2 separate regions of the Mus musculus genome follow, and region 2 is linked to region 1. A link is a contact called in ENCODE Hi-C or POLR2A ChIA-PET data. All regions are on one chromosome and are shown on one strand. The core of a region is the stretch at or near the end of the contact, and the rest is flanking DNA. Distances in the headings are between cores, read along the strand shown.

Region 1 (2,700 bases), core at 123-2,622:
CCCATCCCCACAGTGACAAACTTCCTCCAAAACCACACTTTCTCCAACGAGACCTTGCCTTCTAATAGCGCTGTTCCCTATGGACCAAGCACTCAAACACATGAGTCTATGGAAGCCACACCTATTCAAACCACCACATCCAGCATACTTAAAACAACAAGTATTGGCAAAAATATAGAGAAATTGGAATCCTTCTGTACTTCTGAGAATGTAAAGGAAAAGAAGGAAAATCATTTGGCAAACATAGAATTGCCACATGACCTAGCCATTCCATTCCAAAGTACATACCCAAAAAAAACTGAAAACAGGTACTAAAACCCACATATGCATACATTCTTAGCAACACTACTCATACATTTTGTGATTTGAGGCAAGGCTCCCATAGCCGAGGTTGGCCTTGAATTTGCTATTATAGCAAAGGATGACTTTGAACTTCTGACCCTCCTCCCTTCACCTCCCAGGCATTAGGATTATAGGGGTGTACCAGTGTTCTATTGTGGTGCTGAGAATGGAAACAAGGGTTCAATGCATGCTAGGCAAGCACTTTACCAACTAAGCCCTGCCCCCAGTCAAAGAATTTTTAGATGCAAAAATGATTTATAATTCATGAAATTCTATTTAATTGTAATATATAATCTCTCATAGATTTAGGTTTTTTATGCAGAGTGTTGCTAGGTAGGCAGCCTTCTAAGCAGCTCAGATAACGAAGAGCTTGAAGAGTTAAGGTCTGGGGTAGAGTCTAGCGCCCAGAAACACCCCAGCTGTTTCCTGCCAGCTGCTGCTTCATGTCTGACTTTCAATAGAGTTCATTTTCTTTGTATGGTTATTTTTGCCTCTCAACCTGTCTGGTTTGAGGAAAGAATGGTTACTTTTTAAAAGAGAATTTAAGCAGGTAAGGGTTTGTATAACTGTAAAAAAAATTATGGCTATTTATTGGGTCTATTTCCTAACTTTTGAAATAGATCTGATTTTTACACCCAATTTCAAATGTAGGAAGAGACAGACAGCCAGAGACAGAATTCAGCAAGTGTATCCAACCCCTGCCAACTCTTCTTCTGCCCTCAAAAGGAAGAAGAAGAAGAAGAAGAAGAAGAAGAAGAAGAAGAAGAAGAAGAACAAGAAGAAGAACAAGAAGAAGAAGAAGAAGAAGAAGAAGAAGAAGAAGAAGAAGAAGAAGAAGAAGAAGAAGAAGAAGAAGAAGAAGAAAGCAAAATTCCCAGAAGTACAGGAAATTGTTTCTCAGAGGAAAGACAACACTTCCTTTCCCAGAACAATCCATCTCCCACACTGACATCCTGCTCCTACTATATTTACCCAACCCAAATGTGCCCGTGATAGACCTCCAGCTGCACTCCTGCCTGCCACATGGTCCTGTCACTCAGCTAGAGCTCTCAAAGGGGAATTCGTCCAGAGGACAGAGCCTAGAAATCACTACACACTAATCCATGCTTCCTCTATTGCTAGCCCTCAGAGTAAAGTGAGACAAAATACGGACAGTATTACTACTCCCTGTTTATTTTGGAAGTGACTGGGGAGACAAGAGGAACTTCATTTTATGTAGTTGCTAATTTTGACTGCTCTCATAGTAGCTAGTGAGGGAGCACGAACAATGAAAAGACTGAAAAGGAAAGTTAAAAATAACCTTGTTGATGCTAGCCAGCCAAGACACATCACTTAATATTTTCTTCCACCTTAACCCACTAGGATCAGTCTGTCAAGTCACTGTATTATAGAGGGATCTCTTCAGTTCTGAGTAGGCAGATCCAATGAATAACTCATGGGAATGTTTCATGCGCCCCACTTCATCCTACCTTATAACACACTACTGAAAGGGAAAACCCAAACTAGACCTGACTCCTGCTTCCTGGTTCAGGGCTCTGCATTCTCAGTGCTTCTCTCCCACTGCAGGTCTCCTATCCCAAGTCCTTTGCTTTTGCCTCTATCTGTTCTTCCTTACTATCTACATCTCTATCTGCTTTTCTGTCCTTATCTATCTTTTTCTTGCTTTTAAATGGACAGGGTTTTCTTAAGAAAATATGACCAATACCTGACAAGGGTTACAAAAGTCACCCTCATATCTGTAACCTATTGTTGATAGCAAAGATAGTCAAAAGCAATCCTGTATCTCTTTTCTAAGATGTACAGTATGTTAATGAGATCCGTAAAGGTAATATAAGAAAGTACAGGGGAAATGTAGGTAAGATGGAAGGAAAGGTGACAGAAAAAGAGAATAGGGAACGATTTTCTAATCATTCAATCATCTTCAAGGGACAGGGGTATTTCCAAACCTTATAGGTTTTAAAAGCTTATGGACAATTTCTCAATGAACTCAACTAAACCCTTTTAAATGTTCTTTTTGGGGGAGTGGAATTTTTTTTTTTTTTTGAAACAGGGTTTCTTTGTCTGTGCCCTAGCTGTTTTGGAACTGGCTCTGTAGACCAGGCTGGCCTTAAATTCAGAAATCTGCCCACTTCTGCCTCCCAAGTGCTGGGGTTAAAGTACACCACCACTGCCTGGTTAAAACACTCCTTTAATTTTATGTTTGTATGTGTACCATATGTGCACAGTGCCCATAAAAGTCTGAAAATTGGAACCTGTCACATGGGAGCTGAGAGCTAAACCCAAGTCCTCTACAAGAGCAGTAAGCACCCTTCACCAATGGGCCATCTTTCCACCCCACCCCACATACTTTTAAATGTT
Region 2 (2,700 bases), core at 32-2,531, 38 kb after region 1:
GAACGTTTAGGGCCAGCCAAAACCAGAGAGCTACAGAGCAAGACTCTATTGAAGGGGGGATTGGAAGTTCAGGTCCTGAAGATCAAATATGCCACATTAGGAAACTTTGACTTTCTCCTGAAGGCAGTAAAGAGAACTATCGTGCTTTAAAAATTGATACGTATGCTTAGATTCATCTTTGGAGCATACTGCACGGGGCTTAAGGACTCTCAGGGGCACTAAGTAACCCGCCTGTCATACTCCTTGGACACCTGTCCTGTCCCTTGCAAACACTTAATCCAAAAACGCCAACGCTACCCTTACCCACAGGACCAAATCTGTTGTCGTGGGAAACACGACACGGCTGAGGCCAGGAAAGCACAGCCCAGGCAAATTGATAACTGCAGCGTGAGAGGCCGAGTGCTCACACCTTTGAAGCACACAAGGCCAGACAGCCACTGGAAGCCAGGGAGGCATCGTTGTTACTTGTCCAAGGTCAGTGAGTGAGGGAAGATGCTGCTGTATACCACTTTGATTTCTCTCGTTCCAAATCCTGCTTTCTCCAAGTTATCTTCTTTAGGGGAGAAAAAAAAAAATAGAGATAGCTAAGGAGAGAAAGATAGGATGGAAAGGAGGGGTGGTCTTTAAAAAAGAAAGCCTTTCGAAGTGATAGAGTAGGGAGCAAAGCGGTGGTCAGAAGAAAAAAGGAAGGCGCACGAGGACTGGAATAGAGACAAAAGAGTGGAAAGACAGACAGCGACAAGTGGAGAAAATCGGCGAAACGAGCGGCAGCAAAGTGTGGGAGCTGAGACCCGACAGCCGGGTTCTCTGTCCCGCCTGACGGTCCTGCAGCCGTCTCCCCCGGCACTGCTTCTCGTGACTCCGGGGAGAGCCCAAGGCCTCAATTAGCCACAGTTCGGGCTGGACTCAGGGGCGACACGGACCACCGTACTTTTGCTAGCTTTGCCGAACCCGAGAGTCCCAGCTGGAGCGCAGTCCGGGCCACGTGGGGAGGGGGCGTTGCTCAGTGGATGGCAAACGCTTCTGATTGGCCATAGGGGCGGAGTTCTTGGCTGCCGGGTGGCAGGACCCCTCCCACTAAGGTGGGGCCTAAAGGTTCACAGCTGGAAAGGGAGGAGCAAGGGCGGCGCATCTGGAAAGGGGCGGGCCTGGGGCGCGCGGCATGCTGCGGCGGGCTGGGGGCGCCCTGGGTTGCCATAAAGTGAATGGGCGCCGGCGGGGGGTGGCACTGCACTGTGAGACTCACTCTCTCCTCCGCTAGCCTGGGAGAGCCCAGCGGAGCGGCCGCCCCAGAGCAGGGGGGCGGCCCCCACCCCGCAGGGTGCCTGGCCCCTGGCCCCTGCCTGCGCTCCAGAACGCCGCCGCCACAGCCACCACCCGGAGTCTGCCTGCTGCGGGACGCACTGTGAGTACTTGACCATGCAGGGAATAGGGGCTCAGGGGACCGAGGGACCAAGGCTGGTCCTGGGACTCCTAAAAGGAAACCTGGGGCGGTTGAACTCTGGTGTTTGGGGAATCGGTCAAAAGGGAAAAGGCGTATAGTAGCCCCGGGGCTGGGACATGGGAGAAGGGAAACTCTGAGGAAGGACGTGGGGGACTGAGAAGAGATTTAGGGGACTCAGAGAGAAGCCGAAGAACTGCACGAACCACAGAGTGGGTAGTCTGGAAACCTTTACCAGAGAGCACCTTGAAATCTAGGGGCAAGCGGCAAGGGCCAGAAGGTGATAAGGGTAGCCAACTGAGGAGAGGGCAGCGGTCGCTCAGCCTAAGGGCAACAGGCGGCTCGCAGCGCCACTTGGCCCAGGCTTAGACAGACTCCAGCGTCTGGAAGTAGGGGTGCGCGTAGTAGCTCATGCTTTCCTTCCCAGCTGCTCCGCAGTTGGAATTGGAGCCCTGTTGCGAGAGTCGCTACTGGGTCAGATGGCCGCTGCGAGCTACAGGGCCCAAGCTGCCAGCACAACGCGACACGACTGGCAGGTCTGTCGTGGGCCGTTTGGATCTGGAAGGGTCCAGATCTGGAGCCTCCTCGGAATCGGACAGAATGTCAGCGGCACGTGGGGTTTGGAACGGATAGAACGCTTGGGGCGGCAAAGTGGGTCTCTCTGGGGAGCAGACGATGTGTCCAGCAGTGGTGAACGGAATGTCCCTGGCCGACTGGCATGTCCACCTATCCGGCAGCGCCTGCCCAGCTGCGTTATGTGCCATGGGGTCGGCTCGGTGGGTCCCCTGAAATCCCAGCTCCCAGTTTTCAAACTTGATTTTGCCTCTCCTGCCCGTTTGGGCCTGAAAGGAGCTGGGAGAGTAAAGGGTGCAGCACGGCCTTGGGGCAGGGTTCCTCTGCAAGACAACCCCCGCTCCAGCTCAAAGAGATCAGGGCATCAGTAGACTTCCCCAATCCAAACTGAGGAAAGACTAAGCCCTACAAAGGGAAGACTAAGCTACAGGGTGCAGCAGCCGCAGGCCACTCACAAGCCTCCGAGGGGCTCAGTCCCCTCACAAACTCGAAGTCAACTGTTAGGCCTTCTTTCTTTCTTTCTAACCCTAATTCCAGTACAACTGACCGGATACCCTCAAATTCCTAGTCTGGTTGTTAGCCCACTCAAGGCTCCTTGACCAACTAAGAACCTTCCAGACAAGAAAATTTTAACCCTTTCACAAAGCAAAGCCTATGGTCTTGAGAAAGGGGCCGCTGAAATTCCG

The links. A loop is a pair of places that touch in the nucleus more often than their neighbours do. ChIA-PET counts read pairs that join two places held with the same protein, here RNA polymerase II (POLR2A).
Region 2: a map of heart shows a loop between it and region 1 (1.9-fold over the local background). The contact joins the promoter of Pitx3 here to the enhancer-like site in region 1. A Hi-C loop is called at or near these places in 5 of 37 maps with a recorded cell type or tissue (T-helper 17 cell, gastrocnemius and heart). POLR2A ChIA-PET finds 5 or more read pairs at or near these places in 2 of 5 experiments (both embryonic stem cell).

Annotation. Positions count from the first base shown.
Region 1 is chr19:46,185,468-46,188,167 of GRCm38, reverse strand. The region is part of intron 3 of Gbf1 (golgi-specific brefeldin A-resistance factor 1); the gene reads right to left. Among named protein-coding and RNA genes, the nearest start is that of Gbf1, 34 kb to the right of the region's middle. Within about 2 kb of position 1,372, at least 1 of the 3 ENCODE cell types and tissues checked has a DNase peak (open chromatin) inside an H3K27ac peak, as active enhancers do; it is heart, where a contact is called at or near this core.
Region 2 is chr19:46,146,906-46,149,605 of GRCm38, reverse strand. Pitx3 (paired-like homeodomain transcription factor 3) reads left to right here and starts at 1,281. Exons shown (of 4, transcript NM_008852.4): 1 at 1,281-1,405.